Linked DNA regions of Homo sapiens: regions 1 and 2 are each linked to region 3. A link is a loop called in an ENCODE intact Hi-C map of the cell type or tissue named here. Cell type or tissue: A673. All regions are shown on one strand. Each heading gives the region's core, and the rest is flanking DNA. Links, peaks and the distances in the headings are about the cores only.

What was found. Peaks named below come from ENCODE experiments on the same cell type or tissue, not always from the same donor. Only the 100,000 strongest peaks of a DNase experiment are listed, where the experiment ranks them.
Region 1: it touches region 3 in a loop (6-fold over the local background); 6 of 110 quality-filtered maps call a loop at or near these places.
Region 2: a loop joins it to region 3, with 6 times the contacts of the local background. A loop is called at or near these places in 2 of 110 quality-filtered maps.

Annotation. Positions count from the first base shown.
Region 1 is chr3:115,827,660-115,838,478 of GRCh38, reverse strand. All of the region lies in intron 6 of LSAMP (limbic system associated membrane protein), which reads left to right. The region is part of intron 1 of LOC124906269 (a long non-coding RNA gene); the gene reads right to left. It also overlaps the pseudogene RN7SL815P. Among named protein-coding and RNA genes, the nearest start is that of SNORD155, 72 kb to the left of the region's middle. In A673, for the core only: CTCF peaks have their summits at 1,321 (motif pointing right) and 6,019; DNase peaks (open chromatin) are centred at 1,348, 4,198, 4,758, 6,428 and 1 weaker place; H3K4me3 peaks cover 584 bases; H3K27ac peaks cover 7,623 bases.
Region 2 is chr3:115,856,101-115,866,919 of GRCh38, reverse strand. The region is part of intron 3 of LSAMP (limbic system associated membrane protein); the gene reads left to right. All of the region lies in intron 1 of LOC124906269 (a long non-coding RNA gene), which reads right to left. Among named protein-coding and RNA genes, the nearest start is that of SNORD155, 44 kb to the left of the region's middle. In A673, for the core only: a CTCF peak has its summit at 5,385; DNase peaks (open chromatin) are centred at 4,609, 5,539, 5,959, 7,339 and 2 weaker places; H3K4me3 peaks cover 1,651 bases; H3K27ac peaks cover 7,544 bases.
Region 3 is chr3:115,916,281-115,927,099 of GRCh38, reverse strand. All of the region lies in intron 3 of LSAMP (limbic system associated membrane protein), which reads left to right. The region is part of intron 1 of LOC124906269 (a long non-coding RNA gene); the gene reads right to left. Among named protein-coding and RNA genes, the nearest start is that of SNORD155, 17 kb to the right of the region's middle. In A673, for the core only: a CTCF peak has its summit at 4,229 (motif pointing right); DNase peaks (open chromatin) are centred at 4,249 and 8,029; H3K27ac peaks cover 3,635 bases.

The sequences.
Region 1 (10,819 bases), core at 1,242-9,241, 89 kb after region 3:
GGGATATGCATGACATAGATGAAAACTTGGACTTCGAGTGATACCAAGACAAGTTCCACCATCTGCATAAGTAACATAACAGACTGTGTTTCCAGACTGATAACTAAAATTCACCCACAAAGGTGATAGATAGGTTTATCTTGTTTCATGCTCTTGTTGAGTTAGATTTAAAATAACGGACATGGAGGAAGAAAGGGTGATGGGTGATAATTTAAAGGTTGTCACTTCTTATTAAGTGAGTGCAATGTACTCTGCAGTATGTACTATGCTAAATGTTTCAGATACATGATCTGATTTTTAAAAATTATATTTTTGTGTCAGAAACAGGTCTTGCTATGTTACCCAGGCTGGAGTGCAGTGGCTATTCATAGGCATGATTCCACTGCTGATGAGCATAGGAGTTTTGATCTGCTCCATTTCTGACCTGAGCCAGTTCGACCCTCCTTAGGCAACCTGTTGGTCTCTGACTCCTGGGAGGCCACCATATTAAACTTAGTGCAGACACCCAATCAGCATAGCACACTACAGCCCAGAACTCCTGAGTTAAAGCAATCTTCCCGCTTCAGCCTCCTGAGTAGCTAGGACTACAGGCATGCATCACAACAACCGTACTATGTACTTGTGCTTCTCCATTGCATAGAAAAGTTAAGTGACTAGTGCAACTAAGTAAGGCTGAGCTTGAGATTTAAATTCAGGTAGTCTATTTCAAGAGTCTAGGCCCTAAATCAACACATTATCTGCATCTGTGTATGTGGGCATAAATATTAGGAGATATATCTTGTAAGTTAGGAGGTGAGCAGAATCTATTTTTTTTTCTCCTTTTTTCACTCAACGAGGCCTTTCCACTGTCTTTATACTGCTCCATCCCTTCCCACCCAAGGGCACTGCTTGTGTTGCCTCCCACTTCCATTTTCATTAACTCCCAGTAGCCTGCTACCACCAGGTTAGTTCGATGATTGGCTTCTCTTTGGCATGTTGATGTTCTCAGTGAATATTCCAGCCTAGTAGTCAGCGTTTAGCCTAGTAGTCAGCGTTTGGTCTAGGAGGAGAATAAGGAGGAGAATATTCCCACACATTAAAGAACAATCCCACTGATTGATTACCTTGTACTTTAGAAAAATGTGTGGATTATAAAGGTCTTTTGAGGCTTTTGAGTACAAAAGAATAAAAATACAAAAAAAAAAATCTACACTGGGCTTTGCTGCATCCGTGTGTAGGAGGTGTTTTTAATTTTCTTTTTAAACTTTAAAATATCATTAAGTTGTAAAGCCATAGTTGACTAAATTTCAAGTGCTACCTGAGTAATCCACCACTAGAGGGAGTCTTTATAATGAGGGCCTCCCCATTTTCTTTAAAAAGCATTTTATTATCGGAAAGGCTTGCTGTTTAAACATACAGCACTTGATGATGCTAGTCAAGACTTGGCAAAGCCTAGGCCAAGCACAGTGGCTGAAGCCTGTAATGAGCTCAGGAGTTCGAGACCAGCCTGGGCAACATGGCAAAAACCCATCTCTACCAAAAATACAAAGAATTACCCAGGTATGGTGGCGTGCACCCATGGTCCCACCTACGCAGGAGGCTGAAGTGGGAGGACTGCTTGAGCCTGGGAGGCAGAAGGCAGTGAGCCAAGATCAGGCCACTGCACTCTAACCTGGGTCACAGAATGAAGACTTGGCAAAGCCTTTTAACCAGCTACTTTTAGATGCCACACAATAAAACAGCTTAAGCTGCTATCTACCCACATGTAGTTTGAAGCACTAGATGCAAACTCCTTAAATGGGCTCTGTGGATACATCTCGCCTCCCCTCGCCCACCCACTTAGCAGGTAAGAAACCAAAGCTGAGAGTTAAGAGACCTTGCTAAGAGCCACAGCATATAGCTGTGCATATAGCCACAGCATATATAGGGCCAACCTTATAGTTCTGTTCCCAAAATCTCCCAATCAGCTGCTAAGTGTGTTTTCCTCCTCAAGTAGCAGCTGCCAAAGGAGAAGTGCATAGCACCAAGGGTTCTGCCCTCCCTTAGTTTGAAAATCAAAAGTTGGAAAGTTTCGTTTTCCTTATAAGTGGTATTTACTTCACTTTACACTCTTACAAGATCCTGCAAACCCTAGCATGAAGTGTAAAACAGCAGCAGAATAATGCTCAAAGAATAAGAATAAAAATTGGGATGGAGAAGCATCTAAGGAAAGATACGTGAATAGGATGGAATTAAGAGAATGAGAATAACTAATGGGGCGTGATAGGCCTAAGACGATGATAACAGGGTGGAGCTAAGACGGTAATAACAAGCTGAGAAGCAGTTGAAAGGCACTGAAAGGAGGGTGGGTAAGATGGTTTAGCAATATAAATGGTCATGTGGAAATAAGGGCAGAGTGCATTTACCCAGCTGTGAACAGCATGATGAGAAAATATTAAGCTGAGTCATTTAAACAGTCTAATAATAATAGTAATAATAAAAATAAAATTCAGTAGAAAGAGTATAATATGGAACAGTGGTCTCCAACTGCTACATAAATGCTAAAAGCAGTTTAGCTATTTATTTTCAAAGCTAGAAACTTAATACCAAATAACCAGTGGAGGCTTAAACCATTTTTCTACTTGACACTTGTGTAACTAACACACAATTGTTCACTGGGCTGCTGTTGACCTGCTCCATCTTAATGGACTTAGGAAACTTTCATATTTAAGTGACAACTTCAGCCAAGCTGGAGAAAAGCTGACTCTGCAAGGAGACTGAGTTTTCTCAGTGTCCAGATGTATCCAGTGCCCAAAGTCCAGGTAAAATCTACTCTTTTTAAGCATAAGGCACAAGATGGTAGGCTATCAGATTTGAATATGCACATATGCCTTTCTCATTGTGGTTTTGATTTTTGTTGATTTTCATTTCTCATTGGTCTTTATTTAATCAAGCTGCTAGGAGAAACATAGAAAAGTGTGTGCTAATTATGTTACACTATCATATAATTTGGGAGTTAGCAAATAATACATCCTATCCCTACTATTCCATTCTATATTTCTGAAAAAGCCCCAGAAGAGAATTTAATCTTAGGTCTTTCATGAGATAAATGAAGGCCACCTTAAATTCTGAACTCTGTCAGTACATTCTATCTATGGTCAGTAGCTTATGTATGGGACTGTCAGATACTTTTAAGCTAAGACCTCAGTGTTCAAAAGAAAAGTACTTCTTATTATACTCAACAGGATGTATCACCAAGCAAATTTGATTGGTTGATCAAATTTCGGGTAAGAATGTATTATAAAAAGAGGGGGAATTAAGGAATAGACTAAAAATAAAATTATAACATGCTAAGAATTTATTACCTTGATGTTACTCCTATACTGGTATCAGTAATGTAAAGTAAAAACCTAAGGGAAAAGTTGAGCTAGTATTGTCCACAGTAAATTTTTCAAATGCTTGGCTAAAGCTGATGTGAACTATACGGCTTAGAGAGAGGAAAGAAGTCTGTAGCTGACACACGTTCATCTATCATGAGCTAAAGAGACGAGAACCAAGACCAAGATGTATCACCTGAATTTGATCACGATTATAAATACCCTCAACTTCAACTCTCTAAAAGATCTAAAATCTTGGTGGTGGGTTTTTTCCAGTAGGATTCTGTATGTAGGGTTATCACAATCTGATGTTGTCCTCCTATACTAGCTAAACTTTTTAAAGGCTCTGCATTTTTAATTTTGTTAATAAATTTCTTTGATAGTTTAATGTTAATAGGAAGTACAGACAAATGTTTTATGAGAGATATGATCCTGTAAGCATGGAAATTCATCTGTTGTATAATTGTTTGAATAACTAAACATGAGAAAGATACATATATATAATATTTAAAATCTCCATGATGATTACTATTTTTTCCCCTTTAGAACGTGTTTTACCCACAATCCCCCACCCCATTCAAGGTCAGTATGATTTTTATCACTGTAGCTCTCTTCCTGGGTCATTCTCCATCATCTTTAACATGCAAAACACACAAAGGGGGGAAAACACATTCAAAAAATTCACATACAATATAAATCATTTTTTTCCCTTAAACCTTTTTTAAAAAGCCAATTAGTTGCTTCCAACACCAGTTGAATAGGCATGGAACAAGACTATTATCTGACTCATCTTCAAATTGGTCAGTAGCTGTGAAGGCAATACTAAACTCAGCAAGCAATTTTTTTCTACAGTCAATATTTATTACAAGGAACTAGGAACTCACATATTTGGGACACAGCCAGTTAAATTCTCTAGCCACAAAAATACCAATTCTCTGACTGACTACCCTCACAGTTGGAAGTTTATACAGTCTGAATCTGAAGTCATTGGTATTACTTATAAAAATTAATGTATATATTGCTAAAGGTTAATCAACTCAACCGGATTATAACAAAGATGTTATTTTTTCTTAAAATCTTGGCCAATTCATGGTTTTTTTTTCTTTCCTTTTAAATGTACCTGTCTTAGAAAACATAAATGAAAAAACAAGATAATCATTCAGAATTCCTTTTCATAAACTTTCTATGCACTCAAATTAAATTTTGCCTCCTACATCGTATTTAGACGCAAGGTGCAGCCACAACTTTCTAGCTTAAGGCTATTTAAAGGGAAATTGGCAAATAAAATTAAAACAATATAAAAAATCTGAAATGAAACCAACCTACCATTGAAATTAAATTCCAGAAAAGTGATTTGCAAATAGACTCAAAGACCTGAGAAAAAAACGGAAACTAGGCCATGCGGGACCTGGCGTGGAAAAAATAAATCCAATTAAGCAAGATTATCATACACACCATAAAGGCAATGTGCTCAGAATTAAAGGTAGAAAGCTGCTGTTTTATAAGTTTGAAGATGAATCATGTTTCATTAACATTTGTCCAAACTATAAACTCTTGCAAACTTGTGTGTAGATATTCAGTGTCAATAATGCAATGTTTTGCATGTATATGCATTCACATATGCAAATATATTTTAATTATTTTCGAACTAAGGATTGCAAGGTTTCAAGGATCAACTAGACAGTTTAATAAGAGTTATTATCAAATTTTAAAAAGAGGACAAACTATTTTTAGTATGAAAGCTTAGAATAACTCTGTTGAATAGCAAAAAAAAAAAAAAAAAACTTCCCTAAAACAATGAAATCTGTTTCTAATCCCAGCCACTAAAAATAAGACTGTTAAAATGTGCCTGTTTTTTAGACTTGACATGATACTTACTGTTCATGGAAAATATCCCATTTTGAATTCCTGACATACCACAATTATTTTAACACATTTATGTTCTAGTGTTGCTGCAGAGATTGACATCACTTTATCATGTTGCCCTCTTGCAAATATATTGATATGAAAAACACACACATACGCATTTGTACCATTGGATAGCATTTTCAAAGAGGTCGTGCCCCATCTGAGATGAGCTTTGTACATTATCACTGTGACTCTAGGTATCATTTGTGAGAGCAGTTCTGCAGCCACCAACTCAAGTATTTATCTAATCGTGCATTATGATATAGGTAACTTTCAACAAAGTGAAGCCAGACACCATTCACAAAAGACAGCTGTCGGATACTGAAAAACAGTCTGGACTAGGGATGGAACACGAGGGATTTTCTTGAACTTCATATTTCCCACAAACTGAACTGTTGATTGGAGAATGACCCTAGTTTGATTTTACATTGTAGGTAGACTGTAGTTAGCTTTCTTAGATCCAATAGTTTTTAGAGAATATAGTTTATCTTATACTAATACTTTGGTCTTCGGCTAGTGGAAATTGAAAAGCTGTTCATTAAGACGGATGGCTGGCGTGAGAGTTTGCTATACAAAGATAGTCCCCTCTTAAGTTTTCTGTTCTTTACAAGGACTTTAACTTCTTAGGGATTGAATCACTTTTCTTCTCCTCTTTCCAATCGAGGTTAACCCAAGCGAAATGCAGCTTCCCATTGAAAGAAATACTAACAATAGGATGCTTAAGCATTTTTATGGTGCCAGTTAAGTACCCAAATATCTATGAGAAGCATGCCTCACTGTGGTCATAGCTATAATGCAAGGTATCTTCATTTAATTGAATATCATATATTGTCACCATCTTTATGAACTCTTAAATTTCATTCCTAAAATATCAATTGTCTCTTAGAGATTGGTTGACGTAAAATGGCCTAAAAATTTTAAGGCAATTAATTTTGTTAAGGTGTTTTGAAAGTGGGTGTTTCAAAAGTTACAAAGATTTTTTCTGCCTTCCCATTATAAAAAGGAAAACTTTCTTTCCTAATTTCCAACCTCACAAAGATGTATGTTTCATTTCAGCTGCTTTATTATTAATATCTCTCATTGGAGGATCTTCCCTCCTATCCCCACTCTACATGGCTCATCAAGATGACTGGGGATGCACAGCAGAGTCGCAGCAGGAATGTAGTCCTAACCCCTTCAAGCTGTGATTAAACAAAAACAAGCCTCAATAAATCAAATGCATTTCCCTTGGGTTTCCTTCATCATATTGCTTGATTTTCTGCAGTGATAATAATAATACTGGAATTCCACCAATGGGTAATTTATATTGGCTGTGTCCAATCAGAAATTTTCAAATATCCTTCCCCCATCTGCCAAAAACAAAACAAAATATAAAACCAGCTTGCTTTCCTCCTCCTTAGTTTAAAAGATACAAATAAAATAGTGTTCTATCCTTGATCTGTTTCTGATAGGTGTTTTCTTCCATTAATTTTAATTTAGGTTTATTTATTCTGAAGTGAGTCCTGAATTGCATAAATTTGCATAAATACCTCCTACTATATTGCTGCAGAAAATCCACTGAATTGCAAAATGAGGAAAGAGTCAGCTCTCAATGTCTGGGGGAACTTTTCTCACTTTGTGAGGTTGACATTGTTTCCTGAGGTTTCTGGGTACTGAGCAATGATAACATTTCTCCCCATCAGTTTACTTGTGCCTAGCTCTTCTTCATAATGGAAGTGCACCCAGAGACATTCTCACATTGAGGACCGTAGGTTCAGAATGAAGTGTTGAAACCAGCCTCAGAAAATTAAAAAGACGTGAAACAAGGGGCAAAGACAAGGGCAAACAACCGTTTTGTTTATGTAACTCTCAAGCGAAAAATTCCCTTGAGCGTGGGGCTCTCTGGACTCAATCAGCCTATCCCTTTCTGATCACTGCCACTTTGAAACAAAACAAAACAAATCCTGGAATGTGTCTCACTTGTTTGCCTCCCATCTGATTATTTATCCCAAGTGAACAGCCTTTCCATTCACTAACCCCGTGTGGCAAGTGGGTTTGGGAAATGTTGAGATTATCTTTCAGGTTCAGGCATGGCACCAGGTTTGTTCACAGCTGCTTGCCATTCCATCCCTGTTTTTCCATTGATAAAATGCATTGCACATGGCTGGGTTTGCATGATTAATACAGCTGTCCAAAGCTTTTTCAGAAAACAAAACAAACCCCCACTCCCAAAATTAAAGTTTAGAAAGAAATTAAAATCCAAACCACAAACAAGCGAGGCTTGCAGAAATCTGAAGTCGTCCTGGCATGTTTTCTCCCTAAGGGGGACTCATGTTCCTACAGGCAGGCCTGGCATCAGAACAGCCATATCCTATCTACAGTTAGAGGAGAGGGCGTACCTGCCCTCACCTGGCATTCCCAGTAATACATTCTTGAAATCAAATTCCAAAAGGATGAGAGGTAAAATGGGAGAAAAATTTTGAACATATCCCATGCTGTGAAGATCACTGAATAATTTCCAGTTTCATTTATTTTCTGTAGAATACCATCCTTAGTATTAAAAAGAAAAAGCTTATTTTCAGCTCCTTAATACAACAGTATTTTGCTTTGTTTAATAATGGTAATAATATTAATAATAACAACAGCTAACATACATAACGGCCTTCTCATGTACCATTAGAGTTTAAAGGGCTTTTGCCTGTATTAACTCAACTCCCAAAACCCTAAGAAAGAAACGTGCACCTTTCTCCCACACTTTTTAATGATCAAAGGACACCTACATTTCAACCTACCCCTTATTGCACCCAGGCACATATACAAATCTATAGTATATTAATAATCACCCTTGTGTATACATTCATGTTCATTAGATATGCATCTTTTCAATGGATTTTAAATGTTCATCTAATTTGTTTTATGTATTGCAATGCTTATAACACTCAGTTACTTTAACGTCTGTACATTTTTACAAAATCTATTTTCAAATATGCTTAGCACAGTGAGATGTATGCCCAACTCACACAGATTTATATGAAAGCATTCATTTTTTAAAAACTTGAGCAGAGCTATCTGGCATCGGTACATCTAATTTCACACACTTATTCAGGCTGATTTACATATACACCTCTATTAATCATGGATAATTACTTGCATTGTTCCTGTAATTCAGTTTTTCCAACTGTGAAATGGGAAAGAAATTATATTTTTCATGCCTACAAGCTCAAAGTGGTATTTTAAATAATATACAAAAGAGAGCTTCAAGTTCCTAGAAGGCATATTGAATTTAAAATAATCATATTCAGATACACATGTGTCTTATAATTTTTAAAAGCACTGATATTTGCAGGTATACTGGTATCATGTTGCATGGACATCAGCTAGATATAAGTTCAATGTATTCTTATTATATTTTGATGTATTATGGATTCTAAAGATTTCTGAAATCCCCACACTGCTGAAGTTTTAATGTAGAAGCATCCTAAGGCCAAATAAAAAATATTTTTCATTATTTTCTTACCAATATCATAATATTACATTTAAGAAGAGCTGCAAAATTGCACACAGTTCCTGGTTGTGTGGCACACACATATACACTCACACACTTTCAGCGGATGCCCTTCATACACAGTACCACATGACTGCCAACCCATCAGCCTAAAGGACCTGCCCTTTTTGCTGGTCAAGGGTATAAAGTATGTCCTAGGAAAGATTTCCCTTTTTAAATATGTCTCTCCTTCCCACTGGTTAGCAGAAACAAGGACTTTGTTACTACAAATAGAATTTAGGCAGACATGTCAGCACCAATTTACAACAAAATGATTGGCTCTGATTAATACACATGAAAATTATTGAGTTGACCTTCATACCTAATTCCCTGGCTCGTTTATGGGAACAATAGTCTGATTTCCTTCTGATTTTCTTTAGTGGTTAGAGACTCAAGCGGGATAATTGTACCAATATTTCATGTGGAATCAATGGTTCACTCATCAATCCAATGATTTTGACACAGTGTAATAGGGAGGTTTTCTCCCCATTTCTGTGTCTTATCTCCCCCACCTCTTTACTCTTCCTTCTACTCTGTTTCCTAAACTGTTGTTCTCTCCCCTGCTAAAAGTTGCTAGCAAGAATAAATCCAAAATTTATTCACACCATTATTTAAATGTTCAACAAGGGCTTGGAAGTGTTATTTCTCTCAAAATTTACATTTAGCTTCAAGCTAAATGACTAAAAATCCTACAGAGTCAATTTAAAGATAGGAGAATGTTTAGTCCTTTCTAGTGCCTAGAACTCCTTTCTAATGCCTCTTCCTGGTTTTCGAATCTGGATCTGCCTGCACCAGTCAGCCTTTCCTGGTGAGCTCCCTGTCCTTAATGCCTTGCTGTGCTATTTAGATGTCTAGAGCCAGCAGGGATTTGAAAATGAATATTTTTTTTAACAAAAATCCAAGCTTCCACTAAATTTTAATTTGATAGAAATATTGCTCTTCTATGAGCTTTATAGAAAAAAAAATTTTCAAAGTAACAGTTACATTTGGGGATTAGGTTTAAGTAATTGGCAGTCTTGTCTTTTTAATTAAAAGGAATAAAGCTGCCTAAGAGGAGCTCAATGAAATTTTGCAGCAGAAAATGTTGGCATGCTGCCCCAAAGGGTGAGAAGACCAGGATCTTGATGGACAGAAAACTGACACAGGCTCCTCTGGTCTTTAGAGTGCACGGCAGCACTGCTTGCTCTCGAGTCTGCCTCATGTGCCAGTTAACATGGGCATAGCAGTCGACTGTGAGAAACATTGTTGTGTTTAGACAGGAAGGAAGTCCTTCCTTTGGGAACTTAGTTCTGGGTTCAGAGACTGTATGGAGTGAGAGTCCTTTTTAAAAAGTGGTAGTACATAGAGGAAACAAATAAACAAACAAACAAAAAACAACAGCAAAAAAAACTCTCCCAAGTATTAAATCATCGAGATAGTACCAGCCCCTGACAAATGTCTTATGATAACCCAAAAAGTATGAACCTTAATTTTAACCTGTTCCTTGGCTCCTTTCTCTACATTTTCCACCATATTTACCAGGCATTACGTATGCATGTTCTCTTTGACATCTTTCAGACAAAACCAAAGAAAAGGTTTTGATAGTATTGACATTCACTTCTAAACACTGGTTACTAGCCATGCAAGCACCACCAAGCCCTTATCCCACCTATCTGGAGAAAGCTTTGACTTCTGAAGAGGCAAGATACAAATTAAGCTTAGTTAACAATTTCCCTTATACAGTCATTGCAGCCTCATGATATTCTTTCATCATCACAAGTTATTTGTAGGTATTAAACTAAAAAAGCACCTTGATGGGGAAAAAATCAGTATGAGAGATCCCACCTTACACCTCCCCTTGTATACTGCTGTGAAGAAACACACCTGCCAAGTAAGAACACAGCATGGCATAATGAGTTTGGAATTCCAATTTAAGGTGTTCCTATGTACTGAGATGTATGATGGGAGTAGGCAGACTACTCACTAGGACTCCACGGAGAATGTCAGCTTATATCCACCACAGATCAGTGGGGAAGAGACCTTACAAGTCATTTATCATGCTTCCTAATTGGAC
Region 2 (10,819 bases), core at 1,253-9,252, 61 kb after region 3:
CTTAGGTGTTAATTGAGAATTAAGACGTTAGCTGATAAAAGGTATAACCACTTGCATTAATATTTGCATTGCAAAAGGAGTCTTAATGGGAAAATAATTAAGCTTTAAAGTTTGATATCTTTGAGGTAATTTATCCTGCTTGGCAACCTGTCAATTCTGCTCACTTTACATCAGCTTCCCTTTACTGCACCTCAGGTTGGCCACATGTCATTTGAATGTAACTTTGCAAACCAAGACTTGAGTGTGGGGTAAGAGAGCTCAGAATTCTTCATAGCATGATGCAAAGAAACTTTACATTTCTCATCTATTTACAGATTAACTTACTCTTAATGATCTTCCAACACTTGAGAAGGTCAGTAGCCCTCCATCTGTCATTCTCCAAGTTCACCAACAGCTTATCCACCCATCAAAGGTGCTTTTGTAACAAAATCCATGCATAATGAAACCAAGAAAGGTAACGTACATTTTCTTATTCAACTTTGGGTGTAAATGACCTATTCTCAGTGATTTTTACAGTAAGGAAATCTAGTGATTATACCAGGCAACACTGAGAACTGTAGGATGGAGAGGAAAGAAAAGGGTAACCCACAATTGGGAGTTGAGATCCAGGCTTTTTTGGAGTTCCAGGTAGGCCAGAAAGCAGTCAGCATTGGCTTTTGTCATGAATCTAGTGTCTAGAACTGGTAGGCAAATGAGGATCAATCTCAGGAACAGAGCTGAGACTTTACAAATATGATATGATTGATTAAAACACCAGAGTCACACAGGCATCTTAGCTCTGCCATTTACTATCTGTGTAATGTTGGGAAAGTTCCTTAACTTTTCTAAACTTCACTTCCTTCATTGGTTAACAAGAGACACAGAGAGAGAAAAGAAGAAGCCTATATAGATAAACTAGAAGATGTAAAAAATCCATGTGACACGAAGTGCTACCCAACAAATGGAGACTGAATTGTTAGTTCAGAAATGGGAATTGAGCTCAAGGCAGAATGTTGATTCTCCTCATAATTTAACTTGTCTCCTTCAGTCTTTCCTGATCTAAATACTGGATTGATCCCTGATCCCGGGTCAAGATGGCTTCTGTGTCTGGGGTTAACCTAACTCCCTTAAGAAAAGAAAAGGTATATGTTTCTGAATGCCAAACTAGTAAGATCAGAAGGATGCTTACCAAATGTAGGTGTTCTGGAGTATCACCTGGTAGGTTTTATAAACTAATGGATTCCTGAGCCTCATCCCAGGAAATTCTGATTCAGTAAGTCTGTGAAAGAGCCCAGTGATCTGCATGTATTAGCAGTTTCCAGTGTGATTATTATATAGGTGGTCCATGGATCACAGTTTGAGAAACACCTGTACAGATGCTGATCAGAATTTGAGATAAGCTGATCACATCTGGATACTATATCTGTGTAATTTTTTAAAGTGAAAGCAAAAGGGAAAATAAATAGATTCACATAGCTTCTTTTTTATTTCAAAATAGTAGCAAGAGTTGAAAAAGACATCTACAGAGACTTATTTTCTGGAAACTAAAGAATCCTTTTATAAAGGGTATTGAGTAATATGTTAGACAATATGTTTGACTGAAATTTATGAAATGCATAGAAAATGTGTTCAAAGGGGTAATTTTTAAATAGTCTTTAGAGAAACGTCCATGGTCTCACTTCAGTGAAGCCATTTCTAGGAAGTACTGAAATAATTATGGTCAAAATGGTCTGCTTTCTAAATATGTGATTCTTGGACAGAATCCAAAGACTTGAATAAACTGATAGTAGCATACCAAATAGATATGCCTTGCAATTATTAAGTGTCTTAAGCATTTGATAGGTTGTACATTGACATCCATTAGCAAATTATCTCTGGACAGTTATTCTGAGTGGTTGCAATGAGATCTTATGTGATAGGTACAGGAGGCGAGGGGGTCAATCTTCTGGTCAACTACCAAGAATAAGATGAAATAGCTTCAGCACAGGGCTAAGACATTGCATAATAATGTATTTCTCTCATATAAACAAATGATTGAGTACATTTAAGTGCTTGTTTGAGATCCTAAGTTCTGTGCTATTTATATTAGAAAAATACTGCACAGCCTGACCGTTTGTATGGCAGGTATTAGTTAGCTCTCTCTATCCATGAAAATTCTCCATGTACACTCTATTAATCATACACTTTCATGAAAATCATTTTGCGGTTCACACTGTTTAGGCTGGGAGGGTTAGGAGGTGGTGCGAGGACACTAGGGAACTTAGAAGTTCCCCACGAGAAAGGAAGATAAGCTGAGTGTTTCCTGGGCTGAGGGAGTTTAGAAGACTTGAGCTAGAACAAAGGATGAGTTCTTTCTACCTCCACCTCAGAACTTTTCCCCTTTCCTGTAAGATTTATAGTTCATATCATTAGGGAAACTCAGGTTGGGCTTGTTCTCAGAATACGCAGATCCAAAGGGATAATACCAAAGCACAGAGATTTCTAGGGAATGATGCTGCACCAATGTGAGCAGGCTATTAGTCAGCTATAAAATACAGCAAGAAGGGTCCAGCCCTGTAGGAAAAGTGATGGTGACAACTAAATGATGGGTCAAGTTTATAATTTAGCTCAACTTTAGTCCCAGCTGGGAACTGGAGTGCAATCTGACTGCCAGTAACAAGGATCAAAGAGCAATCAGGCAACGTGCCATGGAGTGGAGAATAGTGAGGAAAATTCATTTGAGTGCACATACAGCTACCTGTCACCTTCAGAGTCAGCACTCTTAAGTCCAGACACCTCTCAATCATGGGCAAAGTGCTTCTAACAATTGGCCAGGCTCAAGTCTCACTGCTTTGGGGGCCAAGTGGACTGGACCTGTGGTTACAATTCTTTAATAGCCACAGTTGAACAGTACAGGAGGTAGGTTACAACACACAATGCCCATGGATAGTCATGAAAACTTTTTGTCCACCTAATTAGAAAATTGTTCTGATTTTATATAATATCAACTTGCTTATTACTATGCCTCCTGTCATTTGGAATTGGTGTCTAATTTTCCTAATCATTCTTTTTCCCTTATGCCAGAAATAGAAAAATCGTAGAGATTTTCTTTTTCATTCTGAGAAACCTGCCCTTAGGATACAGCCAGAAGAATAGGTATGTCTTTCACTGACACTGCAATTATTAAATTCAGTTTTCTTTGAAAATATTGCATTATAAAGGTAATATATATATAATCTATGTCAGAAATTCAAGCAGGATAGGAAGGCATCAAATGAAGAGAAGTTCCCTAACCGCACACTTCTGGGCCTCCTGATCCCATAACCCAGAAGTAAGATTGTTAACATTATGTAAACATTTATTTATATATATATACAATATATATGTATATGCAAATGTGTTGTATATGAATAACACATATACAACACATTTTTATCCTTTATTTGAATCCCATTGTTTAGAAGGAATCTCCATTTGAATGTCCTTTAAGCATTCCAATTCAATAGATAAAAAAACTCAATTATTACCCTCCCACCCCTCCACCACCACCCATAAAAATATCATCCAGTACACAGATCAATCAAACCAAAAACCTTGGGGTCATCCCTCTCCCTCACTTGCCATTTTAATTAGAGGTGAGTGTGTGAAAGTAGCACTCTCCCTCTGAGGTCCACCCCTCAGGGTAAGAGAGTCTTGTGGACTTTCTTTATTTCAACCATTTAAACCTCTGAGGTGGCCTTTTCTTCTCCCTTTGTTTTTATTTAAAAAGGAGTGCAGGAAACATCCTCATGCAGCGCTTTTTAAATGAAGTGACTTGTCAAGTTCGAGACTATAGCAGTAATCTGAAAGGCAGTAAATTTAGTGACCCTCACTTGCACTGACAGCCTGTCAAGCACTTGAAACATAAATAGCAGTGGAGACAAATCGCTGCTGTTTTCCTATTAAGCTTTGGCCCACTGGCCTCATAGCCTTCTAGGAGCGCATGGGCCCAGCCTGGGAGAGGGACTGCTTTCAAGAACAGGCAAGTGCTCTCTTCTTTTCTCTCCCACGCCACCTCTACCTGCGCTCCTGACACTGCAGCTGGGACCCCCACTCCCACTGTGATCCATCTGCTTTACAGAAAGGCTAAAAATCCTGAGCCCAGATTGAGGGGTGCTGGTAAGCAGAGGCCTGCAACCTAGAATGAATGTTGATGGAGTAATTTTTAGCTTGTACCTTTAGGTCAAAATGAAGAAGCCAATGGCTGGACCCTTTAATTTGTTTTGACCCCTGAGCTACCCACCTTATGTTGAATGGAAACATTCCAAGAACATCACTTTAATTCATACTTAAACCTTTTCCTCTTCTGCCCTGCTCCCACTCCTTACCATTCTTTTCTCTTCATTACTTATGTATTGACTTTAAGCAAGAACAGTTCTCCAAATTGGATCAAATAACTCATTCAGCACTGGGCCTAGCTGAAGAAGTAGATCTGGGATTTTAGGGTGAACCTATATGAGGTCATTGCAACATCAGGTTCTGTTAAGAAAGGGTGAAGGGCTAGACGGGGTTATTGTCTGCTTTGTTTTAATTACATTTCAAAGGCTTCTGTGGCAGCTTCAAAACTCTGCCTAGCAATCCTTCCATAGTGCAATCACCCTGCTGAGTTTAACACATTCACTTACTAAATGCCAATTGATTTATGTGACTCTTAAAAACAGCAACTGCTGCTCTCATCTCTCTTGATATTTAATCCTGAGCCATGGCAGAGTTGCTAATAACAGGTCTGGTAATACCCCCACAGTTCTGATGACAATGGTGAGTGATCTTGTTTGTTACTGACTCTGTCCAGCAATTCTAATATTTGTCCCTGCCAAACAACCCCCTGCCCCCAGGTTTTAAGAAAAAGTCTAAAAAACAATTAACATCTGCAGGAATCTTTACTTCTATTTTATTCCCAAAGGACTCTTTTAAGTATATGGGGCTTTTTCAATCCTTTGTTTTCAGTTTTGCTCTTCTTCCCCGCACCCGAGGTCATAAAAATGAAGTAGGAGAATGGGTGCTGGCTTTAGGAGCTACATCCTACAAATGTTCTGCAGTCCCTGCTCCAGTGATTTGAATTACAACTCGTGTAGATTACAAATTTAAATCCACAGTTAGCTAAAATCTCTTACCAACCCCATATTTCCAAGTACCTATAGAATATACTCCACAGTATGTCCCAGGAAAACCTAATACCAACCATATTAGAATGGAACTCATTATCTTCACTCCAAAATAAGTACCCCCTCCTAATTCGCCAAGTGATTCCACCTGCATTCACACTTAGGAAGTCATTAGCTTCCAACCTACACACTGCATTTAGAATACATTTCTTCATACCTGAGAAAACCAAGTGGACTACAGGAAATTCAGGGCAGGTGAGGGTCTGTGTACAGGGTCCACATTCCTTCTCCTACCGCCAGGGGGACAGTGCCACTCTCTCTCATTGAGCCCAGACACCGCCTCAGAATCCTTCTCAACATCATTCCCCAGGCAGCCACCGTCAGTTAAACAAGGTTGATCACAATTTTTTGAAATCTTTGAAGAGCCCATCTCCACTTTCACAGTAATTCACAGGAAGGCTCATCAAAATACACGTTAGTACTCAGTGTCAAGAAACAGGCACTGAGAGTAAATAGTGTTGGTGTATAAAGGACTTTAAACAAATAGAATTTTCATACGATTTTATGCTTACACATCATGTTTCCTATATGGTGTGTAGGGAGGAAGGAAAGGAAGGAAGGAAGGAAGGAAGGAAGGAAGGAAGGAAGGAAGGAAGGAAGGAAGGAAGGAAGGAAGGAAGGAAGGAAAGAAAGAAGGAAGGAGGGAGGGGAGGAAAGAGGGAGAGAGGGAGGGGAGGAAAGAGGGAGAGAGGGAGGGAGGGAGGGGAGGAGGGGAGGAAAAAAGGAAGAAAACAAATTACAAAATAATGCCATTGTACTCAGTACCCTGTGGGTGCTGGCAGGCTTAAAGGAGATGTAGTGGTACCTCACATAGCAAATCCAGAGTCCTCAAACCACCCGTCACATCCCAGTGCATGTCCTCACACATCACCATCCTCATTTTTCCTGCTCGGAGACTTCTAGATTGCCACACCCTTTTGCAATTTGCCAGCCCTAATTTTTTCTCCACTTGCATTTCTTAAGTTCCTGAAAACTTATTTCTCCCAGAAATCTTCTCTAGTACTAAGTCTACTCTACACTGTCTCTGTAGCTCCTTTGCTGGTTGCTGGCATTTTTGTGTACCAATAGGTTTTTATTGCTAATGGAGGGACTCCTAAAAATAAATGGTTAAGAGGCTAAATTTTTAAAGATCAACTTTTTTCCCCTCATTTATTGGTTCATTTGATCTTTTCAATAAGGAAGTTAAGTGAAGTGGACAAACCTCATAAAAGATGAAGCCTGTCTTTTTACCTTCTTTATCAGTAATTGAGCTGCATTGCTTTGGAAATTTCTCACATGTCTTATTCTCAATCTCCCACTCTATACTTGAAAGAAAGAAATAAAGCAGATTCTGAGAGCTAAGAATCCAGCCAACTGTAGCATCCTTCAGCATTCTAATGATAAAAGTAGGCATGCTTAGTTCGGAACATGAGTCCCAAACGTCCACAGACCTGGGTCAAAGCTCATGTCTTCCTTACTAACATTATAAGCTTGGGCAAGTTTCTTGACCACTCTAAACCTGTGTTCCTATGTGTTACACATCTGTAAGCAATCTTAAAACTATCGTGAATTAAATAAGATAATATATCTGGGTCACTTAGCACAGTGCCTAGCAAGTGTTTATTAAGAGGTAGCTCATACAACACTCACTCTACAATATTTCTTAAACTTTTAATAGGTTCCGACATTGTGCTACACACTAGGGAAGGGATACAGTGATGATCAAAACCAAATGTGGTTTTTACAGTGGTAAAGCCTTACAATGTAACCATAGCTATTCTCAGTACAATCCCCTTCAGAGAACTAAATATAGGGGATTCTGACTTCAAGCATCACATTTAGAAGGGCAGGGCAGTTTCTAAAAACTGACACCAAGTAGGGGGTAATGGTTTAGTATAAATACAATAAAAGAATGTCATGGCCCAGGACTGAAAAAAGGATGCATGCATGGCAGCCTCAGGCTGGAAACTCAGCTCAAACTATTTCAGCTGGCTTATTTTTTATATGTGAAAGCAAAAATGCAAATCATAATGAATTGGATCTCTCTGGATGCCAGGAAGAATAATCCCAGGATGTTCTTTTTCATTTGGCCCATGCTCATTCATAGAGCCAAAGCCAGTTGTGAATCTTCCCTGGCATTGTTCTTGTCACTGGTTTCTGGGTACTAACTACATCCTTTGGGGTTGCAGAAGGCATGGGGCCAATTTGCATAATCCACCCCCTGTTGTGTCTTATTATTCAAATAGGGAACATTTCTATAGCAGAGTAACCCACCCCTTCCCTTGCATGCAGCTCAAATGTCTAAACAGTCATATGCCTCTTTCTTCAGAAAACTCTCTCTCCTTTCATTTCCATTCCTCCAACTCTTCCCTAAAATCGTTCTCATTATATCACATCTCTCCGTTTTTGTTTTTGTTTTTGTTTTCTTCATCCCCTTCAATACCTTGTTCTTCCCTGTGTCTCCTTATCCTCCTGTGGTTGTTGCTTTTGACGACTGCATCTACCCCTTCCCTGCCTTCTTTCAATCAGGGATCATTTTACCACTCTTCACCCCTCCCTTCCAGTGGTGAAAAGTGAGGATGAGAAGTGGTTTCAGCCTTTGGACAGCAACATTGTCAAACACTAAGGGGTCTCTCAGGTGGAATGTGAAGCGGAGAAGCAAAAACCTCAAATAATCTGGAGAGACACATGGCTGGAAATACAAACAGAACCCTACTGCAGGCATCTTTTCTAGATTTCTTGTGTTTCTTTCTCTCTTCCTTTCCTTAGCATTTTTGTGTAGAACGTGATGTGCAGGAAAGCAGGGAAGAAAGCAAAAACAGGAATAGGTGAGAGCATGTCCTTAGGGGAAAACAAAAGCAAAACATGAAACATACTGTAAGAACAGAAACATGGTACAGCATTTGAAGTTCTCACAGGAAACTTCAAATGGCATCACTGATTCGTGATCTTTTTTCCTTTAATTTTCTTAGGTAGAAGTTCATAGCTTGCTTTTCTTGCTTACTTACTTCACTCACATTTCCAATCACAGACCCACACAAACACAAATATACACACATATACACCTTGCAAGATAAATTCTAGTTCTTTGCTTTTCATTAAACTGTATGTATGTTTGTGTTTATAGCTAGTGTGTTTACAGCCACTTGCATGTAAATATTCAAACGTAGGTGAGTAAAAGGAATAGCAACCCCATTTCAAGCACATCTTCCTATCTGTGAAAGATTGATCTACCGAGATGCTATACTTATAAAAGTCTTCTCAGAACAGTGAAAAAAATGATCCATTCATTTCCTAACATACTTTCCTTGGAATTCTATATTTTTAAAGTCACAAAGTGCTCCAATTTAGCAAGTTTCCTAAATTGTATTCTTTGTATCTCAAATAAAAGGAAAGACAGGTACTATAATGATTATTAGAGCAATAGTCTGTAAAAAAATTTTTAATTCCAAATATGGGGCTGGTTGTCATGTCCTGGGAAGTTTTTGAGGCTAGTCCTGTTCTGCTTAGTGAGCAAATATTTGAGGGTGAGGAAATGTGTGTGCTGCTCACACACATTTAACAGTAAAATCTTATATGTAAATAACTAGCTTTTTGTGGGGTGTGTGTGTGTGAGAGAGAGAGAGAGAGAGAGAGAGAGAGATGGGAGGACGGAAGGAGGGAGAGGGAGGAGAGAAAGAAAGGGAATGAGAGAAAGCAGCACCATGGAAATATATTTAATTTCAAATGGCTCCTTTTTACAAATGCCTGGTTGACCTTATAAATCTAAATCAGTCAACATTTTGCATAGCAACTACAGGGCTCACTAAAGCATGGAACTCCGAAGGCACTGTACTCAGAAGGCAGCACCTGGCATGCTTTAATTGGAGTTATTCCTGGCTGATTTGCCTCCACATTGGGGAACACAGGAGAGAACACTTTTCTCTTGCCATTAGCTCTAGGCCCTTCTTTCTGACTTATGAAGAAATATTAAAAGAACTAATATGTACAACTTGAGTAAACAGTGACTAAGAAGGGATATGCTAATTATGTGCAAGAGTTTAAAAGGTGCATACACTGAGGAGGATGAGAAGTTATTTAGCCTGGTAGCTGAATATTGCCAGGAGACACAAAAACACATTAAGCAAAGGGAGATTTAAACTAAACACTAGATCCCAGAATAAACATAACACTCAGCGATGTGAGCAGGCTTGTGGAAATTGGTTGAGATGTTTAAAATACCAAAATACTGAAATTTGCATTTCAAGTAAACATTTCTGTAAGGGCAAAAAATAATAGATAGGGACAAGAGAAAGACCCAAATTGTGGCCATAGAACTCGTCTACCAGAGAACTTAAACCATAGGTTTTGTGTCCATTTCTGGCCTGAGAGTCTTTTTAAGGTTGAGAGAATAAAAGACATTATTGGTAGGACCCTGGGGTTGAGAGCAGCCAGTCAGAGAGAACTGAAGGAAGTGGAGAAAAGTTGCCCTCTTGGGGACAGGCTCGTGGGGGCAAAGGGAAAGAAAGGAACAGGAGAATCTGAGTGCATTTTAGAATTTTGTGACTCAAGATTCAGCTGGTGTATTCCATGCCTTAAAACAAGAAACGGCACTTGCTAAGATTGTATCGTGCCTGTGTCCACAGGGAGCTCTGTTGGTTTCCAAAACGATAACTCCACATGGCAGATAATTCCTCAGGACATGGCCAGAGATGCCCCTGTGCAGTCCTTCAACAGCAGAGTATGCAGCACACCCTTTCTTCCCCAGTAAAAGAGAACTCTATTAGGGTCATTAAAAGGCAGTGGAGTTTTATGCCAACTTCTCTGACAGAAATACTTAGCCACTTTTCAATACTTAGCTCTATTCTCTTAAACTACATGAAGTGCTGACAATGACTCTAGTATCTCTTTGAATTTCTTAATTCAGTTCAGCTTTATCTCAGTCCATTCAGGTTACTATAACAAAAATACCATAGACTGGGTAGCTTATAAACAATGGAAATGTATTTCTTACAGTTTTGGAGCTTGGGAAGTCCAAGATCAGGGTGCCAGCAAATTTACTGTCTGATAAGGGCCCACTTCCTGATTCAGAGACAGCTCTCTTTTCTCTGTGTCCTTACGTGGCAGAAGAGGCAAAGGAACTCTCTGGAGTTTCTGTTTTCTTTTCTTTTTTTTTTTTTTGAGATGGAGTCTTGCTCTGTCACCCAGGCTGGAGTGCAGTGGCTCGATCTCAGTTCACTGCAACCTCCGCCTCCCAGGTTGAAGCAATTCTGCTGCCTCAGCCTCCCAAATAGCTGGGATTACAGGCACATGCCACCACACTTGCTAATTTTTTTGTATTTTTAGTAGAAACGGGGTTTCACCATGTTGGCCTGGCTGGTTTTGAACTCTTGACCTCAAGTGATCTGCCCACCTCGGCCTCCCAAAGTGCTAGGGTTACAGGCGTAAGCCACCATACCCAGCCTGGAGTTTCTTTTATAAGGGCACTAATCTCATTCATGAAGGCTCCATCTTCATGACCTAATCACCTCCAAAGACCCCACTTCCAAATACCGTCATCACTTTGGGGCTTAAGTTTCAACATATGAATTTTGGAGAAGCACCAGCATTGGGTCTGTAGCAAGCTAACTCAACAAACATTTATGGAGTGACTAATCTGAGCCAAACTCTGTGCTAGTTCATGAGGATATTATGAGTAA
Region 3 (10,819 bases), core at 847-8,846:
CCATTCAATTTGTCAGTCAAACAGTCAACAAATAAGCAGTCATTCATACATTTATCTTCTCATTAATTCAACAAATGTTTCTTAAGCATTTATTATTTTTCAGACTTCATTCTAAACACTGAATATGCAGCGAAGAATAAGACAAAGTTACTGTGCTTATGGAGCCTATATTGTAGTGGCAAGGAGACCAATTATCAGATAGATGAATAGAATTTTAGATAAAGAATGAGTACAAAAAAGAGAAAGAAAAGTCAAGAAGAGATGGGAGATGGTCCTATTTTAGACCAAGTGAAGTGAGGGAGTAAAACTTTCAGAAGCCTGGGGAATAATGTTCTTGACAGAGAGAACAAATTCAAAGGTCTAGAATCAAGAAATTAATAAGCCTTTAGCATTTGCCAGGTCCTGTATTTCACAGTAGGACTGTGGTTCTCAACTCCTGATGCACGTCTGCATCCTTGTGGAGCATTTCAGGACTCCAGAGGAGCACACCCCCACAGGACTCCCAAATCTGAATTTCTCATGAGGGAAGCTGAGTGTGCCTATTTTTTCAAAAGGCTCCACCAGATGTTCATCCATGTTTGAGAACAATTGCACTGGCGATCCAACTGTGAACACGGCAAAAATTTTATCTGTTCTCATGACACTTTATTGGTGAGCTCTCAGTGCTAGAAAAATGTTTATGTATATGTTGGTTCAAAACCATTTCCGTGTGATTTCCTGTCCTCTGTTCTTATGTTCTCTAAGACTACAAAGTTCAATCCCCTTGCATGTGGCAGTCTTTCAGGTATTTGAAGGCAGCACTTGTTCCAATGAGTTCCCTTAATCCCTCTGTATGAGAGATATCAGACATGTTACCATTCCATTCACTCTCATCTAGCTTTGCCCCATGTGTCCAGACTGTTCTTTAAGTGCCGTGCCCAGAATTAAGACAGAGGTTCCCTTTATGATCATGGAGGCAGCATGTGCCCATCTCCAGACACCTGTTTTCTGTACTTCTTCATACATCTCACATAACAGTTTAGCAAACTCCCTTACATGTTTTTTTTTCTTTTTAATGCTCTCTAGGATGTACTGTTATCCTTCTCTGTTACTGTTTCTTTCTATCACATGTAATCATCATTAATGTTCTTCAATTCTCTTTCATTGTTTTTCCCTTTGGATCTGAAGTTCTCTCCCAAATAGCAAGGTTAAATGCTATTTTACAATTTTGGTTTGCCTTATTAAACCCATTCCATTTATTCAGTCCATCATATTCCTGTTTTTCTGCACTAGGCATGTCAACATATTCTATGCATTAATAAATAATATTATTCAGAAAAAGGTTAATTGACCCAATTAACTGGAACACTCAATCAGTGGCATTCCACTTTTAGAATTAAAAATGAAATTTTAATAAATAAGCCAATAACTCAGTGTTTAATTCAAAGAACTTTCAAAATGTGTTTCAGGGTCAGTTCATATTAGTTACACTCCAAAAATTTTTGCAATGCCTCTGATCCATCATTCTCAAATAATTTTATTGTTATACAGTTTGCAATATCAAATATAGTATTTTTATAATACTTAATATTACCAAGACAGATAGGGCCTTCTATAACATTTGTGAATCTTGGAGCAAAATTGCAAATGGAGGCCCATCATTTAACTGCCTCATACTTTAAAACTACAAATCAAGCTTAAAAAATTCTATCTTCTAACTTATAAAATTATTCCAAAATGGCATAGAAGTCAGGTTTGAATTTATAATTCTTGAATACCTTTGAGTTCTGTGCCAGAAAGTGGTAGTGTTAACAGCTGAATTCTGAACCCTGGCTTGTAGTGATCCCTCTCCTCTTTTTACATTTGACTTTGTCCCACAGCACAAGAAGCTTTGTGAACACATGTGTGGACACCGTAGCCCATGTGTCCAAGCTCCCTCTACACTCTCCAAAAATAGCTCCCCCTTGTTCACCCCCCAGGCCTAGGAACACACACATACCTGGGATATGGCCTACCCCTCAAAGAGTGGACTTGGAAGGAAACCCAGGCAGAACCAAGGAGCAGACTATGAGCCCCACAGGCAGGGAATTTTGGAGTCTCATATACCTAGAACATGGTCTAGAATGTATTGTGGAGTGGGTATTGGCTGTGGGAGGGAATGTCCCAATGGTCTCATGAATTTCTTATAAGAAAGAGCATAGCAAGAGAAAGGCCAGAGCAGGGCCTGTCAAAGTGTAGGGGATTTTCTAGCCTGGATCTAAGTGCACTGTAGTACTAAGGGAGAAGTAGGACCCTATGTTTAGGAGGACTTTAGTTGCAAAGACTCAAATAAAATGGGCTTCTGATTATCCCCAATTTGACCCGACATTTATTTAAGCATAATTTTTAATGTAGGTATTTTTAAGCATATTGTATTTCCCTGTAATGCCTTCCTAAAAAACTCAAAGAATTCTGCAGGACAACAAACTTTCTCCCTACTTTATCAGCCTATCTTATGTAAAAGGAAATAATCTTTCAAAAGTGGCTTCCCTTTTAAACATATAATGAGGCAATGTCTTCTCTGTCTCTAAATGTCCAAGTGATTTTAGACAAGTTTCTCTATCCCTCTGGTAAATATGAAGGCAACATTTGGACAATATTTAAGGTCCCTTCCAATCAAACATTCTCTCTGTGACCCTATGTATTCACTGTTTTCCTAGAGGCCTATAAAATAAGTCCATTGGCAATTGTAAAATTTAATGAAAGACATAAGTAGAAGAAACACAGAAGAACCAGAAGAGACGATGAAAAGGGAAACTATATGTATTGATGAACTTCTGATCCAAATAAAGAAGATTAGATGGCCACAATGGAAGAGGCCTAAGGTAATTAGAATAAGGCTGCACAAATGGTGATTTAAAAGGGCAAGGAGCTTACCATTTCACTCCAGCTAAAAATTTTAGTTAAAGTCAAAAAGTCCAGATTAGAAAAAACAAACAAACTAAAAAATTCAAAACTTTAGTATCTTTGCTAATGTGAATTAGGATCAGGTTCCTAGGAATTCAAGTTAAAGTTGCAAAACTGCTCTACACAATTCACTCAGTAAACATTTAATAAGCCCTTTATACTGATGGCCTTGCTAGATACTGGACGAAAAGAAAAAAAAATAGGCATCATGAATAGAAACAGATAAATTTATGTAGTGCTCCTCTCCTTAAAATGTTTGGAGACACATAATGATAAAAACCTATTATAATACAATGTTATATGAATGCTAATATAAAAATGAAAAAAGTGCTATGAATATTTTAGAAGGGGGAGTAATTCTCTGGTAACTCACAATGCAGGTGAAATTCAGGCTTGTTCTAGAAATCTAAGTAGGAGTTCACTGGGCAAAAAAGGAAGGAAAAGTCATTCCAGGTAGGAGAGACAATAAAAAAAATGGAAGTGTAGTGTATTCAGGAATGATATACATTTTCTTTAAAGGAGAAGATGATTGTGATAATAGTAATTAGCCAATAGGATATACTAAGCAGATACTATATATCAAAAATATGTTAAGCATCTCACATAGATTATCTAAATTAAGACTTACATAGGAGTGATATCAACAAGATAGCAAAATAGGAAGTACCAGTCCTTGTCTTCCACAGAAACACTGATTTAACAATATATGCACCAAAATATCTTTATGAGAAATCCAGAATCCAGTTAAGAAGTTGCACCACCATAGGTGAGCACAAAGCCAAAAATAGATGCACTCAAATGGTCAAGAAGAAGAATTTCATTTTATATGCATCAGCCTTTGCCACAAGCCAACACAACTCAGAACCCCCAGAAGAGAACACACTGGCTCGCAATTTCTTCATCAAGGGGAAAAGGAAAAGTGGAATGTGAGTCCAACAATCTGGCTCTTTGGAGGCTGCCCAAATGATTGGTTTCTGTCTCATCTCACCTAGAGTGTTAACAGAACTGGCCTTGTTTGAGTGTCTTGGGCAACTGAGAACACAGAAGCATGGAAAGAGGCAGCTTGCTACAGCTTTTGTAGTCAGGAAAGAGAACACAATTTGAGGCTTCTCTTTTAAGAGAGAGTAACAGAGTGTGTGTTCAGTGTTCAAGTTTTCAGAGGGTTTCCTGAGGAATTGATAGGTATAATGCCTCACTCACAGTGCTGGCAGAAAGTCAGCATACTTTGGATGTTTGGTAGCTACTAAGAAAAAGGGAGAGCTTGGTAGTCTGCTGCTATAAAACCAGGGAACTTGCAGTGCCACCAACAGACACCAGATGGAGGAAGAGATTATAAACTCCTGCAAAAGAAACCAGCATACCTCTCTCCTCTTCACATGAGAAATTAAACTCACAAGCACAGAGAAGTGGCATCTTCCCCAAAAGATTTCAGAGGCACCCTTAACCCCCAGCCTGACTGATGGGTGAGGATCTTCCCCAGTAAAAGCAAGTCTATAGAGACTGGGTAAGATGGCTGTCTTTTCAAATGTGTGGACCCAAATAAAAAGTTGTAAGACACACAGAGAAACAAGAAAACATGGCCCAAGGAAAGAAACAATATAAATCTTCAGAAATTAATAATTTAAAAATGGAAGTATATGAATCACCTGACAAAGAATTCAAAATAAGCATCATGAAAATGTTCTATGAGTTCAAAATAATAATGATGAACAAAATGAGAATGTTGACAAAGAGATAGAAATATATATATTTGAAAACCAAACAAATTTTGGAGCTGGAGAATGCTCTGAACTGAAATATTCATTAGAGATAGTCAATAGTAGATTTGACCAGGCAGAAGAAAGAATCCATGAACTCAAAGACAGGTTATTTGAAAAGATCTAGTCAGAAGAACAAAAAGAAAACAAGGAACTAAAAAAGTAAAGAAAACCTAAGGCACTTATGGGACTTCATCAAGCAATATAGGCATTATGGAAATTCCAGAAGGAGGAGAGAAGGAAGCAAAAAGCTTGTTAAAAGAAATAATGAATGAAAACTCCCCAAGTCTGGAGGAAAAAATCAGCATCCAGATTCAAGAAGCCCAATGAACTTCAACTAAGATAAATTCAAAGAAATTCACACTGCAGTATTTTACAAACAAAAATTCACACCAAGGCATTTTATAAGCAAATTGCCAAAAGTCAGAAACAGATAAAATTTTGAAAGGAGCAAGAGAAATGCAATATATCACATACAAGGGAGTAATCATAAGATTATTAGCAGATTTCTTGACAATAACCTTGCAAGCTAGAAGAGTGTGAGATGACCTATGTGAAGTACTAACAGAAAAAAATCCTATCAGTAAAGAATACTATATTCAGCAGAAATATTCCTTAAAAATTAAACAGAAATAAGGACATTGCATATAAACAAAAATTAAGGGAGTTCAGCAGTGCTAGACCTACCTTATAAGAAAGCTAAAAACTTCAAATTAGTTGAAGTTTAAGTAAGAGAATGCCATATGACAACATCAAAGCATATGAAAGTATAAAGCTCACTGGTAAGGGTAAATATATTAATAAATACAGAATACTGTAATACTGCAATGGCAGTACATAAATCACTTTTTATTCTGATAGAAGTTAAAATGTATAAGAATAATTATAATTATAAAAATACATTAATGAATAATGCTATAAAAGGATATAATTTGTGGCATCAATAACATGCGTATGTGTGGAGGGGAGAAATGAAAGTATGGAGAATTTGTATGCAATAGAATTGTCAGCTTAAAATAGATTGTTATAAGATGCTTTTTGTAGGCACAAAGAAAATATCTCTAGAAGATACACAAAGGAAAATGAGAAAAGAATCAATGCATGTCACTACAAGATCAATGAAACATAAAGGAAAACAACAAGAAGAAATGAAGGATAAAAGAGCTACAAGGCAGAAAACAATGGGCAAAATGGTGATAGTTCATTATCAATAATTACTTGAAAGTTAATTAATTAAATTCACCACTCAAAAAATATAGAATGACTGAATGGATAGAAAAATGAGATCTAACTATATGCTATCAACAAAACATTTACTTTAGATTTAAGGACACATACAGGCTGAAAGTGAAAGGATGGAAAAAGATATTCCATGAAAATAGTAACTGAAAGAGAGCAGGAGTGGCCATATTTATATTAGTCAAAATAGACTTTAAATCAAAAACTGTCAAAAGAGACAAAGAAGAACATTATATAATGATAAAACTGTCAATTCACCAGGAAGATATAACAATTAATATATATATATATATGCACCCAACATCAGAGAACCCAAAAATATGAAGCAAATATTGATAGAACAAAAGGGAGAAATAGACAGCAATGCAGTAATAGTAGGGCATTTCAATACTCCACTTAAAATAATGGATAGAACATCCATATACAAGATGAATAAGAAAACAGAGGATTTGAAAGACACTATTGCCCAAATGGACCTAACAGACATATACAGAATACCCCACCCAACAGCAACAGAATACACATTCTTTTCAAGTGCACATGAACCATTGTCCAGGATAAATCCCATAATATGTCACAAACAAGCCTTCACAAATTGAAGAATATTGAACTCAATAACAAAAAACCTGATCTAAGAAATGGGCAAAGAACTGGAATAGACATTTCTCTGAAGAAGACATACAAGAAGCCAACAGGTATATGTAAGATGTTCAACATCACCAATAATTAGGAAAATGCAAATCAAAACCAAAATGAAACATTGTCCCACACTTGTTGGAATGGTCATATTAAAAAAAGAGAGAGAGAGAGGAAAAAATAGAAAATAACAAGTGTTGGATAGGATGTAGAGAAGTTAGAAAACTTGTGCACTGTTGGTGGGAAAGTAAAATGGTGCAGCCAGTATGGAAACCAGTAAAGAGGTTCCTCAAAACAATGTAAAAATTAAGAGTTATCATATGATCCAGTGATCTCACTTCTGAGTATTTATACAAAAGAATTGAAATCAGGATCTTTAAGAGATATCTCTACTGCCATGTTTATTGCAACATTATTTGTAATAGCCAGGAGGTAGAAACACCCTAAATATTCATTGAAAGGATAAGAAAAATGTGGTATATATGCAAGAGAATATTATTCAGTTACTGACAAGGAAGGAAATTCTAAGTTACAAGATGGTTGGAGCTTGAGGATGTTATGCTAAATGAAATTAGCCAGTCACAAAATGACAAATGCTACTTCAGTTATATTGGTATCTAAAGTAGTCAAAGGGCTGGGCACGGTGGGTGGCTCACGCCTGTAATCCTAGCACTTTGCCAAAGTGAGTGGATCACCTGAGGTCAGGCGTTTGAGAGCAGCCTGGCCAACATGGTGAAACCCCGTCTCTACTAAAAATACAAAAATTAGTCAGACATGGTGGTGCCTGCCTGTAATCCCAGCTACTCGGGAGGCTGAGGCAAGAGAATCACTTGAACCCGGGAGACAGAGGTTGCAGTGAGCCAAGATCGCGCCACTGCACTCCAGCCTAAGTGACAGAGCAAGACTCCGTCTCAAAAATAAATAAATAAATAACCTGTTTTGTCACAGTTTCATATGCAGAAAAGAAAGAAACAAGCAAGAGATGATAATGTTCACACCCCAGACCCCCATTCACACTCATTTATACATACACACCACGTTTACCTATGCACATACATGCTCAACCCAAACCTGACCTCTAGAATTACAGTGAAAACAAAGTGTTGGCCAGCAGAAGCCTGGGCCTGATGTAAGGCACTTATACCCTCTTTCTCAGCTGGTATGATTAAGCTGCTTTAACTAGTTGAGAAGCTATCTAGTTATTAAATCTTCCTAGACTATGCATTCATGAGTCTGGCAAGCACAAGAAACGTCACCTGCAACTCTTTTGCCCTTAGGGCCAAAAAAGCCCAGGCCTATAGAAACAGGACTCTGAATGGATCATGTTGTCATTTAATTTCTAGATTCAGGAAGCTAAATTTAGAATGTCCTATTGACAACCCAATATCCGGCAGGACAGTGGGGGTGAGGAGTGGGGAGGGAGGAAGCATAATTTTTCAAGTGCTGTGTGGTCTGCCCTACAGGAAGTAGAGAAGCATCAACTCTTCTAGAGCAGAAATTTCATCTCTCTTAGTCCATCTCCCAAGAGATATTGTAGATAGTGTTAAGATTAGAGGTGTGAGTCCATTAGGTCTGAGTTTTCCCTATGCCAGTTTTGTAGCCTCAGGCAATCATTTAGCCTCTATTTCATAGGATTGTTACAAGATTAAATGAGAAAAATACATGTAAGGAATTTAGCACAAAGGTTGGCACACAGAAAACGCTACATAAATGATAGCATTATCTGATCTGGCCAAATTTAACTCATTCCAAAGTCTTTTTGAGACAGTTAAGAGTACCTCCCATCTCTCTGAGCTATAAGTACCATGAAGCAGGGACAAAAAAAAAAAAAAAAACCTGTTCTTTAAGATTTTGTCCCTAATCTAAAAATGAAGCTATCGAGGGATTTACTCTGAGCAAAGCAGCCACTGAGAGTTGCAGTTCATCATCACTCAGCCAAAGCCATAGTCAGGGCCAGAATAATTGGGCTGACTGTGGGGCTGGTTCCTGTGCTTTCCATCACAGCCATGCCAGTGAGAGACTGATGTAGGTAACAGTCTTGGCCAGAGAGATAACAAAATGCCCCCTTCTCCCACCTCAAAATTTAGCAGGCTATTCTAAGAGGTTATCATGATTTCAGAAAGTGTTGCCTGAATGATTGAATCTGGATTTGTTTTACTGAAAGAACATGTAAATATCATAACAGATAACATCATTCATTTCTCAGCTTTGGGAGAAATCTTGTACATTTCATTTCCCTTGGCTATTTTTTATCCAGGCCAAGAAGAATAATCCATAACCTTTGCATCATTTGGAATAATGTGGTCTTATCCTAGATATGTGCTAGTAATCTCCCTACGTAAGAAGCTACTAATAGACCCAGGGTCTTAATGGCACTGGAAAAATAAAAATCCTTCTTTGTCCCCCAGTAAGAAGCAATGGCCAGTGACCTGAAGGATCAGAGGGCCAGAGAGGTCAGTAGATAAAAATGTGCAGTTGAACCTGACCTGACCCCTGCCCACAGCCACAGCACTGGCCCCGATTTCTGCTCTGCTTCTCATGGAACTTTAACTGAAGGGTACTTGCATTTTAAGGACTGTTTCAATTTGAAACAGGAGGTGCTTTCAGAAAATAATAGTATGTAATTAAAATCTTTCTGAAGGACAGAGATAATTTTTATATTTATGGAAGTTGGTGAGGCAGCAGATTTACTAGCATATTTGCAAGGTTAATGTACTATGCTCAATAAAGTGTTTTATAATTTTTCAAGCAAATTGTAAAAATGGAAAAAGTGAAGAAAATCCCATTCCATTTTGAGTATCTAAAAGGCACCAAATTAACCCATCTCCCTACTGGGGGTGCTATATTCCTCCAAAGCGTGTTTTCAGATATTTAGTAGTTATGAACTTGAAAAAAAAAAAAGGTCATTAATTTAAAAGAGTGTTTGATGCAAAATGGGAAGGGATGGAATAAATTGGAAAATATTTAAATATATAATGACCTTTAGGGATGCTGAAAAATAAAAGATATGAGTTATGCAGTTTCTGAGAGTAGGAAAAAGTAAAAGTAAAAGTAAGTTTTAAAAGTATCCGGAAGGAATCAGGGGTGGTAATGGAGCTACCTCTGGAAAAGTGATAAAGAGGAAATCACTGAGAGATGGGTCCTGTTACTCCAGAAGTTCTATGATCTCTGGACTGAAACATTTTATTTCAGAAGGCAGCAACAATATAGAAGCAAAGGTACGTAATAAACAATAGGCTAAAGTGGTAGAAAGGGAAAGGTTGCTTGCAAGTAAGAAGTATGGAAGCAAGTGTCGAGGGATTGCCCAAAGCTATTGAGCATTGTTTAATGTCCTAGTTCAACCCTCACCTTAATATTTTATTTTTCTCTTAAGTTTCCCAACCTAGGAAATATCTGAAACCATCTGCAGTAAGTCATTTTGTGCCTTGGGATGCAATCTTTTCCTTCTTTCCAGCTGCAAGCCCCAGGCAAGTTTCAGGAACTGATTAGCAGAGGCCCTTGTTCCTCTGCTTGGTATTTTGCAGAACTATTGTCCTCTTACTTAGACTTTTTCATAATATACACATTAGGGATCTCATTCATAGAAAAATGAAGCTAGCCTTTGTAAGGAGACTATTACCACTTACTTTCCAACCTACTACTTTCTATTTCTATCCTCCCCAGGATTTCAGAAATATAAAGGCATTCATGCAATGTGTGTAACGCTTGGGTGACAGAGATAGAGAGATAGACTTGAATATGATTCCTGACCTTAGGCAAGTGACAAAATCTCACAGCTTTAATTTTCCCATCTGCAATAGAAGAATAGTATCTACTTGATCAGATTGTTATCATGAGAAATAAATGAAATTACATTCATCTGTTTCTTTACTCAAGAAATATTTTCAAGTTCCTATAGGCTACAATACCTGGAAAGTTGGATTTAAAATGAATGAAAGAATGGATGGATGAATAAATGAGTGAATGAAATAAGTGCAAGAGAAGGTAAAGGTGACTACCACAAAACACCATGGAGATTTTTCTTAATGTGATATACCTATATATCAGTATTATAAGTGATTGGGCCTCTTTTCTCTTGATCTGAGCTATACAGAACAGTTAAGATCTGTTAAATGATGGGAATTTACACTTGAGGTGAAGAGGTGACATTTGGCAGGTATATTAAATTTCTATCTGCTTATTGTACGTTTCATATGTGTTGAATTTCATGTCCCATTGCATAAACATCTGTCTGTTTTTATCTTGGCTGCTGAGCCCCTTGC